Linked DNA regions of Homo sapiens: all the other regions are linked to region 1. The links are chromatin loops, found by intact Hi-C in ENCODE. Cell type or tissue: heart right ventricle. All regions are shown on one strand. Region 1 overlaps TCF7L2 (transcription factor 7 like 2). Region 2 overlaps VTI1A (vesicle transport through interaction with t-SNAREs 1A). Region 3 overlaps VTI1A (vesicle transport through interaction with t-SNAREs 1A).

Region 1 (8,000 bases):
AAAGGAACTCCCTTCTCCTAAGACATCAAGAATAGTGGTTTACTCTCATCAAAGCCAACAGGACCACTATTAAGTAACGCAGGTAATTTGAGTAAACTAGGGTCTAGAACCTCAACATGGGAGACTGTACTGGGTGTGATATTTGCAGTAACACAACATACACATTTGCAACACAGCCTCCACTCTCTTCACCACCATTCCTGACAGTTTACACAATCCTAGATTGAACCAAAGAGTTGCACACAGCTAGAAAGGAAAACCAAGATTTACACCCATCATTATTTTACGCTCAACGAGAGAACTATCTATGATCTTGTGTTTTAATTTGACACACAGAATTTAATTCATGATGTTGAAAATATGAACATAAGTCTATGGTATATTTCATTCCTTCTCACCCCAAAATTGGATGGAAGAGCTTATCGACCACTGCAGATTATTTCTGTTTGGTCATACAATAACATCACAAATAATAAAAGTAATTAAGGAATTGCCTCCAAATTCAAGAGAATCCTCTTACAGCTTGTGGCAAAAGATAATCACTCCGGCCGGGCACGGTGGCTCACGCCTGTAATCCCAGCACTTTGGGAGACCGAGACGGGCGGATCACCTGAGGTCAGGAGTTCAAGACTAGCCTGGCCAACGTGATGAAACCCCGTCTCTACTAAAAATACAAAAATTATCTGGGCATGGTGGCGGGTGCCTGTAATACCAGCTACTCAGGAAGCTGAGGCAGGGGAATTGCTTGAACCCGGGAGGTGGAGGTTGCAGTGAGCCGAGATCTCGCCACTGCACTCCAGCCTGGGTAATAAGAGCGAAACTCCGTCTCAAAAATAATAATAATAATAATAATAATAATTTTTTAAAAAGATATCACCACACAGTTGAAGAGAGTATAATGGATCCTAAATCCCAAATTCATATTGCAAAAGGGCCTTCTCCCTAATCATTAACAGCACAATGAGCTGTCATCAGGCTCTTGCTCGGGTTTCCAAAACACATTTTATATTAAGTTTACAAAACACACCACAAGCAAGACCATAGCCCTAAAAAGCCAGCATCTAAATCTGGAGATTGACAACTAAAGACGGAGCAACAGAAAGTTAGCATTAAATATGAAACCAAAATACACAGTTTACACAGCCCTGCTACTGTTAAAGCCTTATCACTCAAAACTTTCAAGCTTTTAAAGTATGCTCCTCTATGAGGCAATGTCATTTTTCCTTCTCTCTTTTCTGATGGAGCCCACCCTGGTGGGTGAAGAAAACAATTATTTGTTAGAAGAAATTCCAAACCGTACCACCCCTTCCCAGATTCCAGCTCACCCGTACTTTGGGAACAGGGTCTGCCTTACCATAGAAGTGTAAGGACTGTGATGAAAGTGAGACTTCTCTCCTCCCCATCTTTTTTTAACCCTTTCTCCCCCTCCCCAAAAAACTGCTGTGAAAAGGACTCAAAGAAAGGGCATAGCTTGAGTTGACCATTTATTCTTGTTTTGTTTTTTCCTTCCCATGATCTAAATTAAGGGGGGGGAAAAAGCATAGGTTTAATGGTCAATACCATAAGCATGGACACGAACATACACACATCCCCCCATACACACACCACACACCCCACTACTCACCCAGCAATTCAAATTGAGGTGCCAACCGCCCAACTGCTGGAACAGAGAGACCCCGGAGGCCACTGCGCCTCCCTTACCACTCAAATCTTCCATTCCCACTAAAATTGTGTCCCTAGGGTACATAACAGCCTTGGTTTTCCCTCTCTCCACCTCTAAAAAAACTTTCTCTGTACCTTCGAGATGGGACTGGGCCAGTTTTTCTTCCTCCTCCCTTTCTGCTTTTCTCACTTTTCTTTTTCCTCCCAGCTTCCCCTCCCTTTAAACCTTTCACTTAAAGAACTGAAAAAAAGCATCTAAAAAGATCGAAATGGCTCCAGATTCCTGGCCGAGTAGGCTCAAAATGCTCAAAGTTGTCGCTCATATTGCCTAGAATTATCTTGTTAATCCTTCCCCCTGTACACACATCCCTAAAAAAATCTTAAAAATAAAAAACAAAAAAGTCCACTAATAATCTAGAGTTCAGCTGGTTGCAGATTTAATTTTTTAAAAAAAATTTTAAAAACTCCTTCTACTTTCTAATCTTTGCCACTACAGAATCCGTGAAGGAAGGGGGAAGGTCCATGTTCCCCAGCCAGCTCAGGGCACCTCAGCAAAGTCCCCTCCCTCACCCGTTACCTTGGGCAGCAGGGACAGAGCTGCCGCTAAGAGTAGCAAAGAAATTACGGTCAGCCATGAGGGAAAATGATCAACCGAGTGCAGGAGGCAGGCACTTTATCTGCAAGATTGTCAAATCCCTCAAAACAAATTTCTTAGGGAGAGGGCTGCGATGGGAGAGGGGAGGGAGGAGGAAAGGATATTTTCTTGTCACAGTGACACGGAAGTGACACTTTGCAGGGCCTTGCCTGCCCTGTATACACCCTCTCTTCCTTCCAGAGTAACAGAATGTGCCTGAAAGATTTTCAACTGACCTCCCTGGAAGCAGAAGAAACGAAGCTTCCTGGGCTCGCTAGTATTCCAATAGTCAGAATGCTAACTCGCTTTTTTGACTGTTGAGTTTTGTGAGCTTTCCCCAGGAACACAGAGAGAGAAAGAAAGAGAGAGAGAGAGAAGGAAGGGAAACGGCAGAGGGATGCAAAGGCTAGAGCTGAATTCCACAAACCCGACTTACTTTTCCTGGGGCTCTTATGGGATCCAGGGCCGGGTACATTTGTGTGGTTTTAACTTAACTTGAGTTGAGACACTCAGACATCACAGGCCAGAAATCGTCCTCTTTTACATGAAGGAGGGGAGTGTGGGAGGGTGGCTGCTCATGGAGGGATTACAGACAGAAAAAGTTGCAGGGGACAAAACTCATCCAGAACGCTTTTCCGGTCTTTTCCCACCCCAAGTGTTAAGCCATTTCACCCTCTTCAAAAGCAAACACACAACTCCGATTTGCATGCAGGTAAGAAAACACCCCTGCTGCCACATGGGATCCTGGACTTGTGTGGCTTGAAGCAAGACCAGTGGCAAAGATTTGGTTTCTTCTGGCGGCAGGACACCTAAGGTAGAGATGTTTTTAATTTACTGAACTGATTGCCCATCTGTTTATCTCCAAGCCCACAAGACTGTTTTCACGATGTAGGTCTTTAAACAATCTGTTAAGACACGGGACAAGTTAATCACCCTCGCCGCTCCCCACCAAAAAAATCAACAAAAACAAGGGCTGGGCAGGCTTAAAAATAACAAAAAAGTGGGAATTCTTCATTTCTTCTTTTCTTCTTTTTTAAAATACTGCTCCGTGGCCTCTCTTTCTGGACTTATCTGGCCTTCCTGTGTAAGTGTCAGGCAGCAATCTTTAAGGCCCTTAATACCAAAACAAAACCCTGCCATTCCCTTTACATGGTGGTAACAAAAGCAATGAGCCTCCACTTTGACAAGTAAAAAGCCCCAACCACACAGCCCCCTAATTGCCTTCTCTCCCTCTATTCACGCGGACCACCACACTCCTGGCAGCTGCTTTTGTCACACACGCAATTTCTTAAGTAAACTGCAAGTTCTCTGCCGCTGATGGACAGCTCCCAATCATTCAGCAACAATAACTTATAAAGTGCGGCAAACAGGATGGGCAACTTTGACTAAGAATTTATTTTCTAGCTTTCTCAAAAGACCGAAAAATGGAAAAAAAAAAAAAAAAAAAAAGGACGCAGCAACATAAGCTAACTCATGCTAGACAGACCCCCTCTTCCTTAAAAAGTAAAGGGAAATTTCTTGAATTTCTTCAAACTAAAAACTGCTCCTCAGAAACTCTTTCCGGATATTTGCCATCCCATCGCACTACTCTAAATTCATCCCCAGGGTGCCCCCAGTTTGTCAGAAGTACACCACGCTTAGAACATTCCCACAAAAAAATCAAAAGGTGATCAAGTGCTGCAAAGTTCTGTAGGGTTTAAAAAAAAAGACAGCAACAACAAAAAAACACTTCCCCAAAACAAAACAAAACAACAACAACAAAACAAAAACGAAAGCTTCCTTTCCTTTCAGCATGAAATTACAATCATGTGCAGGAGGAATGAAGTAAGGAGGTGGGAGGAACTGCTCATTTACATTCCACGGTCCGCATCTGCAGCATCAGCAAACTTTTGTTTTGTTTTAAATAAAGAGGTTCAAGAAGGGAGGAAGGGGAAATGGGTCTTGGAGGAATGGATGGACGAAAAGTAGCAAAATGCTGATTCTTTACGAAAATATTTGGGGATGGGGAGGAGGGGAGCGAGGAGGGTGGAGCATTGGTGTCTTTAACTTGGTGGACAGAAAAAAAAAAAAAACCCGAAACCCCTCCGTATTCACGTCCAAGTTAATAATAATAAAAAAGCATGTTTTTATAGTCACAAGCTGAAATTCGGGGTGGGGGGAGGTATAGTCAATTTCTCTTTTTCGTTTTTTTTGTTTTGTTTTGTTTTGTTTTAAAGAGAGGCTAAAAAAAATAAATCTACTGCATCCACCCCGGCAGCTTACCAGTCAAGGTACATCAACCTGAAAGTTACCGCAAAGTGACAGCGAACATGGCAAAGGCTGAGAGCATGCATGCGGACTGGACAGCCGTGGACGCAGCAGGGCAGGCGCGCGGGATGCAGCGGGCCGGCCACCGCGCACCCCTGCCCGCCCGCCCGCCGCCGGCCGCGCTTACCATCTAGAGAGGGTTGCGGCGCTGTCCTTCCCGCTGCCGGCTCGCGGGCATGCTGCCTGCGCCCAGATGCTGCCCAGGGCCCGCGCCGGCCGCGGGCTCCACTGGAGGGCAGCACCCGCCCTGCAGCCCGCGCCGCCGCCGCGCACCCGCGGCACAGGGGAGCAGCACACACCAGCAGCGCCGCCAGACAAGATGCTCACGCACAGTTCCATTCACAGAATTATCTCGCTTGATAGGGAAGAGCACAATAACTGGGATCTCCCCCGATTCCACAACAACCCACCCCCCCACAAAAGGGAGGGGGCGTTTAAAAAAAAAAGGCAGGGCTTTCTTACTCTTCTTTTTTTCCCCCAAACCCCGGCATTCAATCAAAAGAACAAAGCCTGATATTTTGTTTGCCGACTTAGCAAACATAAAGGCAATTTCAATAGTCCAAAGAACTTCACCTAAGTTGGTGAAAGTAATGCTTTGCAGTTCTCCAGTGAAATTACGCTTTAATAGCTATCTGATGCCATTCAGAGAAGGCAGGGGAGGAAACTCGCTGAATTTAGATAAACTTGGAGGGACCACTTCACTCCAAAGTTTTCTGCCAACTGAAAGTACTCTCAAAATTCTTGGCAACATCCAGAGCTTAATTATCTTGCTGAATTCTTTTTTTTGGAGGTGGGGGGATACAAAAACCAATATAGATCATTAAAAACACCCATATGTAAAAGAATTCAGAACAATTTACTGTATAACATTTTTCATGACTAACTTAAAAAAAAAACAAAACCTACCGAAACTTGTGGATGTGTTCCTTTAAAGCAAATGGTCCTAACACATATTAAACCACCGCTGCGCGTCTTCTAAGCATAGTAGGAAAAAATGACTATTGATCTTCAAATAGCGATAATTGAAAAGATCAAAAAGATTAAACAAAATCAAGAATGTGCTGACTTACCATGCTATGCTTTTTTGTTGCAACTTTGTAGAAATTTCACTCAAAGAAACTGCATCAGAGGTGTCAAATTTTTTAGCGGACTGTGATCGTATTATTTCCGCAGCCCTGCCTTCCAATGCTTCAGAACTTTTTTCCCTTTCTCTTTTTTGTTTGTGGTACCTAGCTTTTTGCTATAGACTTTAAAAGCCTTCAGCTCAGCAAACCAGCACAAATTATCTTGCCACCTTGCGCAGCTCTGATGCTTTGGCCGGTAACTTTGGAAGGCCCTTTACTACTGCATCAAAATTAGCATTGTCAAAGCAGTTAATGAATATTAATATTGTATTTGTCATTGGAGCCGGCCCGTTGCTGAACTCCGAGTCATCCATCAGGGACAAGATTAAGAACACAATTATTTCTGACTGACAGGGACCAAATCTGCTAGAATTTTTTTTTAAACAATTCGGGGGGAAAAAACCCACAATATCATCATCTTAAGGTGTCTCCCAAGAGACTGGGAACCAGATTAATACGCTTTTAATGAAGTAGAGATCATTATGTATGAAGGGGAAAAAAAAGAAAAGAGGTACTATTCAAGCTATTTAGTTATGGTGGTGGCTAGAAATTAAAAAAAAATGCAGACGGCATATCTTTTTCGACAGCTGTCCAGATTTTATTCATACTGTTCTAAAGAAAAAGACGACTTTTTTTTTTTTCTGAAATCTTTTCTTTTTAAAAAAAGAACAGAGAACGAGCGATTCGTCCCATCTGGGATAATTTTCCATGTCTTCACTTTTACTGTAGCGGCTCAGGAAAGACAGCACAGTAAATAATTCCTATACAAATTTGACAAGAAACACCTTCATCAGCTCAGCTCTTTCCACCCTTATTCCCCAGATTCCAAGCACTGTCTCTCTCACTTTATTCAGGATGAACCATTACATTTACAGAAACTCTTAAGTTTCCTTTAACGATGACATCTTTCTGTCATAAACACACAGGAAACAACACAACTCAACGAAAGCCTCTGATACATGCAGCAGATCCCAAATCGCCATTCGGAAAGAGTGCCCGCTAGACTCCTTCGGAGCCAAGATGGTCTCATTTAGGGTGCCGCAAAGTTGAAATGGAAGTTTTATCAGAAATTAAACTAACAGAAGCTTAACGAACTGCGCAATCAGCCCAGTAGCAGAAAACGTTTTACGAGATCATTAAAACACAGAACTTTCTCTACAACATAGGCAGAAGACTAATTAAAAGGAATTAAGCTTAAAAATTTGCAGCTTACCTGGCATAACCAACATATTTGAATTCACCCAAATCATCTCAACATCTATATCTATGTCCTGCAGAGTTATATCACTTATAACTATATTATACATATATGCATACATAGATATATACGGCGATTTCTTAGATGTTTTAGGAATAGCAGGCTTCATTGGCTTGCTCCATATAAGTTGTCTTCGAGATGATATTTCCACCCCCCTTTTCGTATTTTAAATGTGGTAAAAGGGATAAAATGACAGATGTGATGGTTAATCTACCCAATGAATCGTGGGGGTCTAGGTAAAGCTGTAATGGCCACTGAGCTAATCTACAACACCCACTGACCACCCTACTGGCCTTCTAATACCATTATCAACCCTTAGATGAACATTCTAAATTAGAGTTTTGTTCGAAAAGGGTGTGAATCTGACCTTCGATGCTGGGAAGCCTGTGCTGTATATACAGATGGCAAAGTTCTCATAAAAAAAATTTTTTTTAAGGTTTCTACTTTCTCGTGATTTGCATCTTTGAACTCTGTATCTTTACACCCTCCCCTTTTGCCCAAAAAAAGAGCCTTTCCAAATCCCCTCCTGCCATAGCCACTGATGTCATCTCTGCCACACACCCCATAATGTTTATGCCTATCCCGTCAGAAGGACCCCAGTAAAATCGCTGAAAACAAAGAAAAATCTCAAACATACATACAAACATCCTATCTTGCCCCAACTTTTCTTCTTCTCTCTTTCAGTGCTCTTTATATCCAACAAGTTTTTGGAATAGGTCCTAAAAATATATCACTTTCTAAGTGGGAAGACTTGAGACAAAATCGGTTAAGAGGATGAGATAAGAATACAAGAAAGCAATAAAGAATCCCATTTGTTCACACGCACGTCAAGGTACGCTACAAAGAAGGAAAGGAATTTGGGGCTAAGACTTCTCCTCTAGCACTCCTTTTTTAAAAAATGGATCAAAATGGACTTGTGTCAAATTATTATTGCCTAGATATGATTCACTTAAGGATATATTCCCAATGCCACTTTAAAAAAAATCAACGTAATCCCTATGATGAAAGCACACAT
Region 2 (8,000 bases), 550 kb after region 1:
ACCTTAGTCAGCATCTATTGTAAGATATACCTTTTTTTAGTTTTTATTTTAAAAGACAATGTCTCACTATGTTGCCCAGACTGGTCTCAAATTCCTGGCCTCAAGCCATCCTCCCACCTCGGCCTCCTAAAGTGCTGCGATTACAGGTGTGAGCCACAGTGCCCAGCCAGATGCACCATTTTTTATACACTACTCAGAAAACAGCTGTCAACTAAATTATGACACTATATTTTCTTATCATTTAAAATTTTTATTTTATGCTTATTCAATGAGCTCTTTTTGACTCAGAGATCTTACATACATCTCTCTTGTGCATACACAAAATGGAAATATAAGCAAAATGAATGGGTTAAGGTTTTCCTAGAATTTTTCCACACATAAGTGTCCACCTCTTCTGATTCACTTTTCAACTTACAGTCATCAATGTCCTCTGCACCTGATGCTGCATCAAGGGTACTGGGATACGGCATCTCTTAAGTGTGTCTCTGGGATTATCTTCCATGTTGCTGATACTATTCTGTAAGTTTCCATGTACCAGAAAGTAAGGTTTTTCAGATGACAATTAAACTCATATTCTTTTCTATAAAGATCCTTAAATGGTTTGTTGATAGAAACTTACACTTTTCTGCTGATGTCACCAGGAATAGCAAGCAAGTTGGCTCATGTGCTGACAATGACAAGTATATCACCACTGTTGCTGGCCTGCAGAGTTTGTAAGATGCCATTAATTGTAAAACACTCTAATTACAGAAATGTTAAATTGTAAAAAGATACACATCTTACAATCATGCAATATGGTAATTATACATCTAATGGGTATCTTAAAAACTATATCCATCACATCAAATTCAAGATATTATTGTTTAGAATGGGGCTACGCTTTCAAAAAGTGAGCTAACTTAAAATAGATTTGAAAATATTAAGTAAAAGTATCATGCAAATATGACAAAAAGCTTACAAGTTGCACTCATATGGATAAAGTTTGAAATATATAGATTTAAATGACTATCAGTTCAAGAATGATTTATGTCTACATGTCTAACTATAACTTCATTCCTAAGCTTCAATCCCAGAGGTTTGACTGGCTACTCAATGAAAACACTTGGGCACTTTGTTAATATCTTAAATTCAGTATTTTCTGCCCTCCAAACCTATTCTTCCTCCTGATTTTCCTTTACTGTTTACTCAATCAATATATACCTTTTACTCAACCAGAAACCGTGGATTTCTGATAGGGTTTCTCCTAACTCTCCCTTCATCCCTGCCCCCCACCTCCTATCCTCAGAGCCAAATTGCTGCGTCTGTTGATTCTTCCTCAGTGATGTCTCTGGCATCCATCCTCTCTTCTTCATTCCTGCTCTCACAGCCCTAATTCGAGCCTCAGTTATTTCTTCTATGACCTGCTGCCATACTGTCTGAAATGCTTTCCTTAGGGTTTCTTCTCCTCTGAGCTGTCCTATATGCCACTGGCCAGATTCGTCTCCTAAAGCATCGTTATCACCAGGTCACTTCTTGGGCTCAAAAAGGTTCAAACAAAACAATAAGAAAGTTACTTCACATTTACATAGTATTTCCGGACTTTTTTCATTTGATTTTCTCAGCAAGTCTATGAGGTCGGATAAGCGTTATTAACCCCATTCAAAAGAAGAAATGAGAATAGAAAATGGGTAAATGATTTGCTGAAACTTAAACAGCGAACGGATTTGGTGGTCTGATGGTCTTTTCCCTGCATCATGCCCTCTTGCAATTCTTCACTGCCTGGAAGGCTGCTTGGCTGATTTAACCACGTACATATGATTCTATGTCTAATTTTAAAATACAATTTTTGATTAAATTATATTTCCAGCTTGTCCATCTCCCAGTTCCTTTCCCACACTACTACCAGGATAATGTTCCTTAAGTATAGGCCTCATCATATCACCCTGTCATTCATATGCCTTTAATAAGAACATATTAGAAGCTATTGAACACAACTTTTTACTTGGCATGTTATTTGTTCACAATGTTATCCCCACAGGGGATGGCTTTCTTTGTAACTGCTCCCAATCTTCAAGGCCCCATTCCAAATGTTATCTTCTTCTTCAACCTGGACTTAGTTTCCCAAAACCCTCTCACTTTTAACTGTTTACCAAAGAGTGCCTGGTCTACTCTTGGTGGTATATACTTCAATCATTATACAATTATATATTTAGATATTAGGGAAAGCTTGACTGGTATGTCTAACTCATGCGGATAAGGATATGTAATAAAAAATTTCAGTTGCTTTAAAGTTGGTTGATAGAAAAATATTGTTATAGAGTGAATGTCTCTGTCCCCCAAAATTCACACGTTGAAGCCCTAACCCCTAGATGTGATAGTACAGGTAATCAGGTTTAGATGAGGTCATGAGGTCTCCATGATGGGATTAGTGTCCTTATAAAAAGAGGAAGAAAGATCAGAGCTCTCTCCCCACCACGTGAGGACTCAGTGAGTTCTTTGTAGGCATGTTTTATGTTCCCTCTTGGAATATACAAGCTCTAAGTTAGAGCTAAAACTTATTTATCTATGCATCCCTAACATAAACTGTGGATTGTGACCTTATAGACGGATTATAAAATCAATTTAGAAATCAAGACTGCCATTTCTTTTTTTAAAACAACAAGAGTAGAAAATATTGGCATATACTATCTGTAGTTAGCAAGGCTAAGTATTGTTTCATAAAATATTTATTTCAGTTTTGTGTGTGTGGGTGTGTGTAATATAAATTGTGACGTGAAATGTATTTCTTACTATAGGTCATGATAACAAAATTTGAAAAATACTGCTGTGACATATATAGCCTAAAGCCCTGTACATATTTGGCACTCAAATATAGAATGAAGGAATGCTTCTTGAAATATCAGAAAACATCTTATTTTTAATCTTCGTCTGATTAGGAAAGTAATGCATCATTAAAATATTACCATTATAGATGATGGGAGGTAGTACCTTGTAATCACCATTCCACCATCCCACCCCAAGATACTCTTGAGAGTTTAATATTTATTCCAAGAATATATTTAAAATGTAATTTCAACTTCCACTTGGAAATTTTTTTATTATCTTCAGATTCCAAAGTTTCTATTTTGAGAATGGTACAGTTCTAAGGCTATTAAATTGGGTGTTTCCTGAATGTTAGCACAGTGCCTGGCTCCTAGGAGGTACTTAGAAACGATCTAATGATTAAATGCATGCTAAAACAGCAAATATTTTGAACATGTTAGGTCTGGCCCTTTTAGAAGAGGCAGGGGGCCGGGCGCGGTGGCTCACGCCTGTAATCCCAGCACTTTGGGAGGCCGAGCGGGGCGGATCACGAGGTCAGGAGATCGAGACCATCTTAGCTAACACGGTGAAACCCCGTCTCTACTAAAAACACAAAAAATTAGCCGGGCGCGGTGGCTGTTGCCCGTAGTCCCAGCTACTCAGGAGGCTGAGGCAGGAGAACGGCGTGAACCCGGGAGGCGGAGCTTGCAGTGAGCCGAGATAGCGCCACTGCAGTCCGGCCTGGGCGAAAGAGCGAGACTCCCTCTCAAAAAAAAAAAAAAAAAAAGAAAAGAAAAGAAAAGGCAGGGGGCAGGGTGGGAATGGGCAAAAGATACACAGAATGAACAAACAAAGAAAAATTCACGAGAGGTTTAAACTTTTCTACACAATAAATTGCTAATTGGAAGCTATTCTCTTCAACAAGATATCATCTAAAATAATGGAATAGTATTAATTTAACAGAACAATTTGAATGCTAAAAATATGAAGTCTATCAGGCAAAATCGTTTCAATGGCTCCAATGCTGCTGAGAAAATTAAAAAGACAATGAAATGATTTTATGAATGTTCCTTCATAACAAGAATAACATAGTGCCATCCTTCAAGTTAAATATTAAACAATTAATTTCATAAGGTAAAAGGTAATTTTGTTTTGTAATTAGTTAATAAATTGCTAATTTAAATGAGGGCAGTATTAATTCCACTGGACTGTAAACAGAGCCAGCATGTTTCCCTATAGAGCACTCTCAGCAGGGATGAAGATGAACGTTAACATTCTTGAAAACACACAATGGACGCGAACAAACGCTTACTGAAGGAAGCAGAAAACTGCTGTACCATTGGCCATTATCAATATCCACTCTTGCAAAGAGAGGATAAATATCAGTGATATTTAAACACACATGAAGAAAACCTTGACTTGTACATTTATGAAAACAGCTACAAAGATTATAATGAAAAGATCCATAAATTAGATCTGCATGTCAGAAACTGAAAACGAACTACAGGAACACAACCTAACTTTCATCAGTTTTCAGTGCCAGGGAAGAGACATCATTAGATGAGAGAAAGCAAAAAGATTTTTAGGCTGTGAAATCTCAAAAGAGAAATCAATCATTCATTTCATAGCTATTTATTTAGTGCCTACTATTAGCACCAAAGAGAGATATAGAGGTGAGCAAACCATACAAGGTCCTTGTGGTCATGGAAATTGCATGCTAGTGAAGCAAACTACAACAGTGATCTGGAATCTCAGTCCTTCCTTCACCACTACCTGGCTGTGTAAACATGGGCAAGCTACTTAACACATCAGGGCCTTATTTTATCTGGTAAAATGAAATGGTTGAGTTCAATCATTTTGAGGAGAAAATGCAAATATCAGGGTTCAATATTAGGACCAGTATTCAAAAAGTGAATTCAAACAATTCAACAATAGTCTAGTACCAGCCAAGTCAAATTCACGCAACATTTCCTTTGTACATTGGGTAAACACATAATTAGACCAGGACATTGAAGGCTTCTCTGACCCAATGCATCCACCTACACTGTACTCACTCATTTACTTCTGTCATGTCCATTCGATTTTATGTTGCTCCTAGTGCCTAATACAGTATGTATCACTTGATAGGTTCCATCCATCACTTAACGTGTGGTAGATTTAAACAATAAGCACTTTAGCAAGGTCTTATTAAGCTACTATTGTAGATAAGAAAAAAAGAAGCTCAGAAAGGTTAACTGACTAACCCAAAGTTACACAGCTCATAGCAAAGAAAGCTGGGATTTAAATCCAGGTCTATTTGATTCCCAAACCCAGCCTCTGCTGGGTATTTAACAAATGTTCGTTGATTTAGCAATGAACGAATAAGACTGCTATGGCTTTAGAGTAGTGGCTCCCAAACTATGGTCCATAGACTGGTGCTGGTTCAAATTTAAAAATAAGAACAGTGGAACAAGTTTTTCCTAAGACTAAATATATTTGCATTAAAGGACAATCACTTGTTCTGAGCTACAAATGCCCAATTTGTGGCATTCAAATATTATTTCCTTTATACAGAATTAGTAGACGTCAGTTCTCCCTGTCCCCTTTATAGACATACTTGAAGTAATAAACAGCTTCCAATCATGTGCCACTCCTCAAACTTATTTGATTTTATTTTTAAAACTTTGCTTGTTTTTGCAATCCAAATATCTAGAAGGCAATGATTTTGAGTATACAATGAGTACTGTACTTTAAGTAATTTAGAAAAAAATGGAATTTAAACAATATGATTCACTACAAACATGTAGAGATCTATGAGAATGAACAATTATATTCAGATAAAGAACCTAACCTTTTAACAATGTACTTTATCATATTCTGAAGCTTCTGGGGGAAGACAAAGTACAAAACATTCCTCACAGAAGCCAATGGTATTAGTCTTAATATATTTTCAAATTACAGGAACCCATCTCAAATTACCTTAGGCAAAAAAGGGGTTTTTAAATTGTAATAAACATTACAAACTTTTTCAGGCAATAAGACAGCTTTGCTGTTCTGAACGGCTTTCACAACTAGATCTTGGGTCTACCTCAACTAACATGCATTTTTGATGCATTACTGAGCTTGCTAGAAAATACGGAGGTGTCCAGAAGAAATAGGAGGAAGTGTGAGACAAATAATTTTCCTAAAGCCATAGACAGTGAATGGTGGAATTGGCAATAAAATTTGAATCTCTTTGATTCCGTGGTCTTTTCACTATATTACACTGCCTCCCAGGTAAGTAGGATAGGTTGTACCTCAGTCAATTTCTTTTTGATCTATTAAGGGATTGTATATTTTCACCAAACATGCAAATACCATTGTCATTTTATGTCTAATAATAAAATTATTTCATGAATACCATTAGGGTTTTTTTTTCCTAATAAACATACCCTCTATTATCAGCAAGAGTTGCAGAACATTTAAGTGCAGGGTACTAGACAGGAAAACGGGACAATAAAGAGATCTAGGGCTTAGTCTTGATTTCCAAGTTGCTTAGTTTATTTCGGATAATAGAGCAGATAGCATACAAGGACAGGTACATAGGCAGTGAGCATTAAGGACCATGAATACAATTCATTCCAGGGACCATAAACCTTGGGCTGAATACTGCTCCAATCACATCTGCTAGGCCAGCACAATTCTTCCTTAAGCTCAGCAACAATTCTCAAAATTTGCTACATTATGAGTATAAACCTCAACCCATTTGGGTCTGTCACCCCTGAATAAACCTAAAGCACTACAGGAGTTGGGTAACAACTTATTTATCTAGTATTGTGGTGAGATGGGATGCTTCAGGAAAAAGAACTTTCCAGACAAAGCTGATTTAACTTCAAGCAGCAATAATTTATTTGATTAATTAGTGAGAAACTTCTAAAATACACCATTAAAATACAGTTCATGGTTTCCTGAAGAAGAGAGAACATTTCTTTTTTTTTTTTTTTTTGGTTGAGACGGAGTCTCGCTCTGTCGCCCAGTCTGGAGTGTAGTGGCGCGATCTCGGCTCACTGCAAGCTCCGCCTCCCGGGTTCACGCCGTTCTCCTGCCTTCAGCCTCCCGAGTAGCTGGGACTACAGGCGCCCGCCACCGCGCCCGGCTAATTTTTTGTATTTTTAGTAGAGACGGGGTTTCACCGTGTTAGCCAAGATGGTCTCGATCTCCTGACCTCGTGATCCGCCCGCCTCAGCCTCCCAAAGTGCTGGGATTACAGGCGTGAGCCACCATGCCTGACCGAACATTTCAATTTTTTTATTGACAAAGTTATTATGACAAACAGCCATTTTTGATTGTTTAATGATAGTTTCATGACTTTCCTTAATGGTCATTCTCTTATTTCATGTTATCTATCCTCTTTAACTCTTCTGGTGAGGGCTGAGAGATAAAATAAGAAAACTACCAAAGAACTGTAAAAGCAAACCTTTTTAAGAATTTAAATGTAGGAATAATATCAACAACACCTACCACCACTCATACCTTTCATTGAAAGCTTATTAGGTGCACAACCATGCTATCATTGTCTTCATTTTATTTGATGATGAAGGGATAGAGAGATTAATTATTTTCCCAAAGTCACACAGCTAGCAAAGTGGCAGAGCAGGATTTACACAGAAACAGAATTCTACAATCAACCACTATCTTTCTTTTTCATCTTTTTAAATTTTAGAATCGGGGGTCAATGAGCAAGTTTGTTACATTAGTATATGGTGTGATGCCAAGGTTTGAGGTGCAATGATCCTGTCATTCAAGTTGTGAGCATAGTACCCAACAATAATTTTTCAGCCTTTGTGCCCCTCCTCTCTCCCCCTTCTAGTTGTCTCCAGTGTCTGCTGTTCCCATCTTTATGCCAATGAGTAGCCAATGTTTGGCTCCTGCTTTTAAGTGAGAATATGTGGCATTTAGTTTTGTTTCTGTGTTCATTTAGGATAATGACCTCCAGCTTCATCCACGTTCCTGCAAAGGACATGATTGTGTTCTTTTTTATGGCTATGTAATATTCCACAGTGTACGTATACACCATCTTTTCTTTATCCAATTTATTGTTGGTGGGCACCTGGGTTGATTTCATGTTTTTGCTATTGTGAAGGGCACTGCAATGAACATACAGGTGCATTCTACCTTTTGGTAGAATGATTTTCCTTTGGATATATACATATCCAGTAATGGGATTGCCAGGTGGAATGGTAGTTCAACTCTTAGTTCTT
Region 3 (8,000 bases), 560 kb after region 1:
CACTTTATCTTTAGCATGTGATAATGAAAAAAAGTAAAGGATTTGACTTTATACTGCCCTTCAATTGGACTGATTCCTTAACCTCTCTGGACCTCAGTATACTTATTTGCAAAATGGGAAAAACAGTACTTACCCCGTAAGATAATTATGAAGATCAAATGAAGTGTATGCCTGGATCACAGAAGGCAACAAACAGTTGTCCGCCTTCTCAGCAAATTTATCATTAGGGTTTCTAGAAGGCACACAATTAACCTACTTGAGTTTCACCTTTTTTCCCATAGCTTTTTTTTTTTTGAGATGGAATCTTGCTCTGTGCCCACGCTGCAGGGCAGTGGCACGATCTCAGCCCACTGCAACCTCCGCCTCCTGGGTTCAAATGATTCTCCTGGCTCAGCCTCCCAAGTAGCTGGGACCATAGGTGCAAACCACCACACCCGGATGATTTTTGTATTTTTAGCAGAGACAGGGTTTCACCTTGTTGGCCAGGCTGGTCTCAAACTCCCGACCTCAGGTGATCCGCCCACATATGCCCCCCAAAGTGTTGGGATCATAGGCATTAGCCACCGCGCCCAGCTGAGTTTCACCTTTTAAGTGGGCCTACTGCATGGCGGAGGAACACAAGGGTAGAAAGGTGGTCAAAGGAGAGTTACAGAAAGTGGGGGGAAAAACATGAAGACTTGATCATCTCAAACTGAATAAACAATACAAGTAGGTAAAAGATGACCAGTTAAGGCGAGAACATAAAATCAAACCTGATCATGCTTAGCTGGCTGGGTGATTGTTATAGGATAAGACGGGGATCTTATTTAGAGTTCTCTAACCTTTCCAAGAACCATTTGCTATCATTTACAGAACACTTCTCTTGGCTCCACCTCCTGAGCATGGCTATGTACAGCTGCTAATATGAAAAGCAGCTCCATCACAATTTTTTTTTTTTGAGATGGAGACTCACTCACTTTTTTGCCCAGGCTGTAGTGCAGTGGCGCGATCTCAGCTCACTGCAACCTCCGCCTCCCGGGCTCAAGAGATTCTCCTGCCTCAGCCTCTCGAGTAACTGGGATTACAGGCGTCTACCATCATGCCCAGCTAATTTTTGTATTTTTAGTAGAGACGGGGTTTCATCATGTTGGCCAGGCTTGTCTCGAACTCCTGACCTCAGATGATCTGCCCACCTCGGCCTCTCAAAGTGCTGGGATTACAGGCGTGAGCCAACCATCACATTTTAAGGTGCATAATTCCTCCTAGGACTTGTAATTTGGTGCTTCTGAGACCACAAACTTATTTTTTTTTCTCTGTCCAGAATATCATACGGTGCACAGCATATTTTTTCTTTATATCTGAGTTTTGGTTGCTGTGAAACAGCTATGAAATATCACAGTGGGCTCCAAAATGAAATCTGGGTACATTACATAGTCTTGTTTTAAGTGAGATGATCACAAGCTTAACTGCCAAGTACCGAAAATCGATTTAGTCACTTTAAGATTCAAAAACATATAAAGAGAAATCTGGTTTTGCCTATACGGATGTGTGCCCTATTTAAGCACTAATTCTCAGCACTCATCTTCATTTAAAATGGTCCTCCTTTCCACAGAGATCCAAATAATCTAAGGTCATTACCAGAGAGACATGATCTACCATGCCCTTGGAAATAACTGTGATATAAATCAGTGGTGACTCTCGAATTTGAACAGGTCACCAATATAGCACTTGCTAAGCACTCCAAATCATACCACGCAGTTATTCTACAAATAACAGACTAATAATGTCAATTATCCAACATGGTAGATTCCTAAGCCATAGTTTTAGCTAAAAAAGAATCATCTGCCCCCAATCATACCTCTGATGCTTTGACATTATTTACTATGAGAAAAAGGCTTAATTACATAAAATATACTAAGAAAAAAACATGTTAGCCTAATGTTATAACTTGAAAATCAACCTATTATTTCTGATAGGATTGTGTGATATCACAGACATCACAACAGAATTGAGATATAGATAATATAAATGTGAGCAATAATAAATTTTCACATTATCATAAAAAAAGAACTGTCATTCACTTTATGTGAATTCATAAAATGGTAAACCTCTAACAAACCACATTTTATAAAGTAAATTATGGCCGGCGCAGTGGTTCACACCTGTAATCCCAGCACTTTGGGAGGCTTAGGCAGGTGGATCACTTCAGCCCAGGAGTTCGAGACAGCCTGGGCAACATGGCGAGAACTGGTCTCTACACAAAATAGAAAAATTAGCCGGGCATGGTGGGCTGTGCTTGTAGTTCCAGCTACTTGGGAGGCTGAACTAGGTGGGTTACCTGAGCCAGGGAGGTCGAGGCTGCAGTGAGCTGTGATTACACCACTGCATTCCAGCCTGGGCAACAAAATGATACTCTGTCTAAATAAATTACATTATAGCATCTGAAGTGAATTTTATGAGATACAAAAAAGGTGTCTTACAAAAAATATGTTGCACTAGGTCCAAATATGATTTTCTTTTTAATGAAAATCTCAGATACTATGTCCAAATTATCAGTAGGACAAGTTAGCAACAATATAAACATTGGGAAAGACCCCCATGCCCCACACATAACTGGCTGACAAATATACTTTCTATAAACCCTTCCCTAAAGATTCACATATAGAGTGATGGAATATTCATGAAGCAGCATTTATGACCCGGAGCATGCAAGTTCTTACATGCTGGAAATCCAAGCAGAGTCCCATTCGCCAACAATACTAAAATACTTTCATAACGTTTGCTAAGGGGTAAATAGTCAATATCACTGCTTAAATTTTCAATCACAAGTTTCTCTACTATTATTATAGTAGAGAGAAATATCTCACTTTTCCCAATAAATCACTCTAATTATTAAACAGCAAAACAATAATTTACACAGAGTATTTTCGCAAAGAAATAGTCCCAGAGCAGTTTCTAGAATCTGCCGATCTGCAAGATGCAAGATCAAAGAAGGACGTTTAAATGTACAAGTCAAATTTTTTCATGTATTTGACAAAAGTATTTGATTATTCTTAAAATTTATTTTCCAACGTATAAAAGTTAAGAAGTGCTTATGTTTAAATGCAATGCAGTTGATGTTATTTTAAATCTATTATTTTAACATTTTATTGAATTAAAAGGTAAAAATGCAATAGAAATATCACTGTAAGTTTTTTATATGTTAGCTAGTCTCAATATGAATGGAAATAAAACATTAAAATGCAGTGTGTAATAATAATAACAAATCAGTTCTTACTTAGATTCATTGAAGTTTCATATCTTTCATTAGAAAAAAACATACTAATTTTGACTTCACAAATTTCTAATGCAGAATGCTAAATAGCTAGATTTTAATGTAAAGTTTCCAAGCACATATTTGTTAATTATATTTCACACTTTAAAGTTGTTTTAATGTTTATCTTTTAAATTATAATAAATTTTAAATAATCTTCAAAATATACCAAAATGACTTCACATGCTTAAGTTACAAATTATATTTTTCTATTAATACATTTAAATTTCTATTATACATTTACTAACATCTATGGGAAATAGTAAATAAAAACTTTTAAAAATGAGGTTTTGAAAGTATTACATTGAAAATTATTAGAAAATATCTTAAAAGATTTAAAAAGTGACGTATATCAAAATATGTTCTTTTTTGTTATATTAATTATAGTAACACACATTTTAAAAACTGATAGCCCGTCCTCTTGATTTCCATGTCCTCCACATTTCCATTTCCATGTACTACTGGCAGCACAAGAAACATTTCTTTAACTAGTGGCTCAATGGCGCAGCCTATGTGTAGAAAAGTATAATACAGCATGAGGAGCAAACTACAGCCAGTCGTGTAAGTTGTAAATAAGGGTTTAAAAATATAATATGGCTTTGAAAAATGATCAGAGGTATACAGGAAAGAATTTAGCTTCTATTGCATCATGACTTTCCCTGCTATTTGCAAAATGATTTAAAATAAACTGAAAGTAAATATAAATAAAATGTATAAATAAGTCTTTTAAAATTAATTTTAAATTGCCTTTGAATACAGAAAAAAATTTTCTGTTTCCTTCACTTTCATAAACCTAAAGAAGCATGGTGTTTTGTGGCCAACTATTTAATATTTTCAATATTTGTTACTGTCAGGTTAACATATGACATTGTGGTTGGTAATCTCTTTAAAATAGTTTTTCCCTGAAAAACAACAAATAAATACACTACAAATTTTAAATCAGAAAAATTATTCCAATTTAACAACTGTATTAGGCCAACTAAACAGAGGCCCACTGTTTTATGGTACAAGTGATAGGAAGGCTAAATAAAGCCTGTTCTGCTGCCTCATATATGAACTTGATAAATACATTCACTTCCATAAATCTCCTTCAATACTATGGGTCTCTGGTCAAATATAAGAGGGGGAGCTGTTTCATTTTACGGCAGCATAGGTGATCAGCTCCCACCACTTTTTTTAACATTAGCATTCAATGAGGTAAATATACATGTAAGTATATGTATATTTGAAATTTTAAGCTAGCCCATCTCCTAAAAAAGGAAAGAAAACAAAAATTATTGGCAAACACTCATTGCTACTACTAAAGTTTGAGCAAAAGTCAGTAAAACCATTTTTTTTAAGATCTGCAATGAAAGCCAGCATTCCATTGTACACAGTCAACTTTATTGTTATTTTTGTATCTCCTTTAAAAAGCCAGGAGCCATCATACAGGGAAATCTTTTTTATATACTCTCAACTTTTCTCTCCTCATGCAGAGTTGGCTGCTAATTCTAACAGAGAAAAGAACCATATTCAAAATTTGCACCCATTCCATTTCTCCATTATTTAAAAAAAGGGGGGTAACCCTGTAAATTTACTTAAGCTGTTTAAACAAGGAAGAAGTGCAAAAACTCAGGCTCTGTTGCAAAGCGAAATGTAATCAGAAAAACTGTTTCAGTGACACTACAACTTAACTGTTTTAACTTCACAATATGAGTGTTTTTTTTTTTTTAAAGAAGTACTTCAATCACACAGTAGAAGTCTGATCAATTTGACATTGACTATAGAAAACTAAACTCACAGTGAAGACAAGCACAATACACGGAAAATTATTTCTGTTTGGTTCACTATTACTTCATCTTTTCTTTCTATTGCTTTTGTTATAAAGAAATCAACAACGCGCTGAACAAAATTAAAACAAAAGCCACTCCGATGTTTATTTTTCAGTCACTGCCAAATGATTTAATTCCAAAAGCTTTTTTCATTCCATGCAAGTTGTGGTTGCATTTATTTTTTCTCTCCCTCAAGGTCAGATTTGTCAATTAAAAAAAAAAAAAAACTATTTTCAGGGTGAAATTGAAATTTTTCCACTCATACTTCATTAACTACTGAGATTTTACAATTTTCAACATTTTAGTAGATATTTTAATCACCTTAGGTTTTTAAAATAAACTTTATGATGTCTAATGTTTAAAAACCATATTTAAATGCACTGTCAATTTACAAAGCTAAAATATTAAATTTGAGAACTGAAGTAATATGCTATACCTTGCCATGAAAAGAAATGTTTTTGTCCAAAAACTACTCACAGATATTCTCATGTAGAATAGCCAGTCCACATCAAGGAATCATTCTGCTTTAAAACAGAGATATGTATACCTTAAGAATAACCCCATGGAACAAATTAAAATTAAATTTGCCAGTAGTTTCTACTTCAGTACTTTCTCAACTTAATTGTGTAAAAATATATTGGTGCTAATTTGACGTTAATAAATTAAGACCATTAGAGACAGTCTTTCATTGTTGGCCTTCAACAATTGTCAATGACACTATTTTCTGTTTGCATTTCCTCAAGCGTGTTAATGTCTCTTTGTTTAGGCTCGCAAGTCGAATGGTCAATGTAAACACAGTCAATGAAACATCAGGACTGGAAAACAAGTCTACTGAGAGGACCTATGGGAAGAACATTTGGTCTATTGCCAAGTATGCGATAAGGTTACAGCACTGAAAGGCTACTTAAAAATTTTTTTTATATGATGAATGAATGACTCTAAAAAAATTCACAAAATTCTTTGTTTTGCATACAAAGTCCATCAAGGATGAAGGTGGTCTGCAAGTTGAACTTAGTACTATGTGGGTTATAGTCTTTGTTTGCAGTCTTAACTGGGGATTGTACCTTAGCTACCGTAGTTCAAGCGTAAAAATACTTTGTCTGTAATACTATATACTGTTGCCAGTGACCCTCTAAATCCTTGAAGCAACTGTGTCTTCTGGTGTCACAGAAGATAATGCCAATTTATTGCAATGTGTGGCTTTTTTAACTGATTAAAATTAAGCCGTAAACACGTGACAATGGAATTAGCACATTTAGAGAGTCTGTTTTCCCACATCCCATTTTGTGCTAGTACGGCTGGTCCCTGCAACTCTACGCGGGTGCAATTTTAATGACTTTGCTGGGTTTTGATGTTCTTATGAAAAAAGCACTGCTTGGTGTTTGTGGAGAAGGTAGATATGGGGGCTGAAGAGCTGTGATTGGGAACATGGTGACATCGTTTCTGTTTTCCGATAGGATCGGTGTCATTTTCCTCTCAGCGATAAGACACCTCCACTGACAGTGCCCGATTAGGGAAAATTTTATTATAAAATTCACTTTTATCGAATGAGGATAGAGTGATAAACAGTTCAGCCTCAGGGAAGGAATAGGAACAGATTTTCCCCCCTTTTCAAATTCCACCTTTTCCCTCTTCTCTCTCTTTCTCTCCTTTAGGAAGATGATTGTGTTTTAGTTATTATTAATGGTACAAAAGAACTCCCCACAACATGCGATTGCCATGATAAAACTATCTAAATCAAGAGACACTCAGATGTTGTTATAAAAGAAAATCTATTTTATATAGTTATATATGTGTGTGTATATACACACACACACACACAAACATAATATTACTTTCTAAATCCTTCCATTTCTGGAAGTTACCTGGTATTTATTACTTAGGAAAATATAGCACTCTAAAAGCAAAGCAAACTGGAGTAATATTGACTTAATTATCCTAAATATACTGACATTTCATACTTACTTTCAGAAATAAACATTTGCCAAGCAGAACTGCAAGGTAAACACAGAGAAAACAGAAGAGTGTGGCCCTTTAATTCTCGAACAAACATTAAGGCTTAAAGGAAGAATATGAAAAAATATAGACTGTTTCTAAATAATAAAACATCATTGTTTCTGGACGATGATACTTTAAACCTGCAGTGTCGTAAGTTATGTCTGCCTGTTTGCTCCTGATAAACCAGCTGTAACTCAGGAATATATGACAAGTACTGGAAAGGGCATTTGAGAAGCAGAAAAATAGGCATTTGCCATTATTTTATTTTATTTTTTCTGAAGGAAAGTTCATCAAATGACTCAGAACACTCCTTTGGCTTTTATGAAATAAAAAAAAGTTGTATCTCAGGGGCTAAGAACTTCAGGTGGAATTGGTAAATTCTGGTAAAAGAGTTCGATGATAGATTTTTTAATTTTGGGGGAGTGAAATGTTGATGATAAAAGCAACTCAGAAAAGTATTTCTTTATTTATAAAAAACTATTTCTGAGAGGGAAAGAGAATACAACAGCCTTTAGTTTGCAATATTCTTCCATATATTTCTAGAGTCTCCCTAAAGTCTCTTTAAAGACTTTTTTCCAGAATGTTTTTTTCAAGTGCTGACTGTAAGCATGATCTATTTTGTTGTATGAGTTCCTATATTATTCTAGAATTTTTCAGTTATCAGTGATCAGAAAACCATGTTAAAATATCTTTTTCCATTTGAGTTAAACTTCCAAATTTAAATAAAAAGTAACCAGTTTTCAGAAATCATTGTTATGAACTGATGATGCTTACAGCTTCATGTTGATGAATTTAAGTATTTGTTATATCCTTGTAGGCAACCAAAGAGATTTTACTTATCATATAATAAAATGGAAAACTGAGATTTACACAAAGACACTACAAGTAAATGTCCCTAG

What was found. Peaks named below come from ENCODE experiments on the same cell type or tissue, not always from the same donor. Only the 100,000 strongest peaks of a DNase experiment are listed, where the experiment ranks them.
Region 2: it touches region 1 in a loop (2.7-fold over the local background); 40 of 110 quality-filtered maps call a loop at or near these places.
Region 3: a loop joins it to region 1, with 5 times the contacts of the local background. A loop is called at or near these places in 41 of 110 quality-filtered maps.

The regions. Positions count from the first base shown.
Region 1 is chr10:113,123,612-113,131,611 of GRCh38, reverse strand. The region is part of intron 5 of TCF7L2 (transcription factor 7 like 2); the gene reads right to left. Among named protein-coding and RNA genes, the nearest start is that of SNORA87, 82 kb to the right of the region's middle. RefSeq lists a silencer at 4,820-4,939. In heart right ventricle, a CTCF peak has its summit at 4,838 (motif pointing right); a DNase peak (open chromatin) is centred at 4,861; H3K4me3 peaks cover 3,802 bases; H3K27ac peaks cover 6,503 bases.
Region 2 is chr10:112,571,588-112,579,587 of GRCh38, reverse strand. The region is part of intron 5 of VTI1A (vesicle transport through interaction with t-SNAREs 1A); the gene reads right to left. Among named protein-coding and RNA genes, the nearest start is that of MIR4295, 59 kb to the left of the region's middle. In heart right ventricle, no CTCF peak of the experiment used is centred here; no DNase peak of the experiment used is centred here.
Region 3 is chr10:112,561,448-112,569,447 of GRCh38, reverse strand. All of the region lies in intron 5 of VTI1A (vesicle transport through interaction with t-SNAREs 1A), which reads right to left. Among named protein-coding and RNA genes, the nearest start is that of MIR4295, 69 kb to the left of the region's middle. In heart right ventricle, a CTCF peak has its summit at 3,808; no DNase peak of the experiment used is centred here.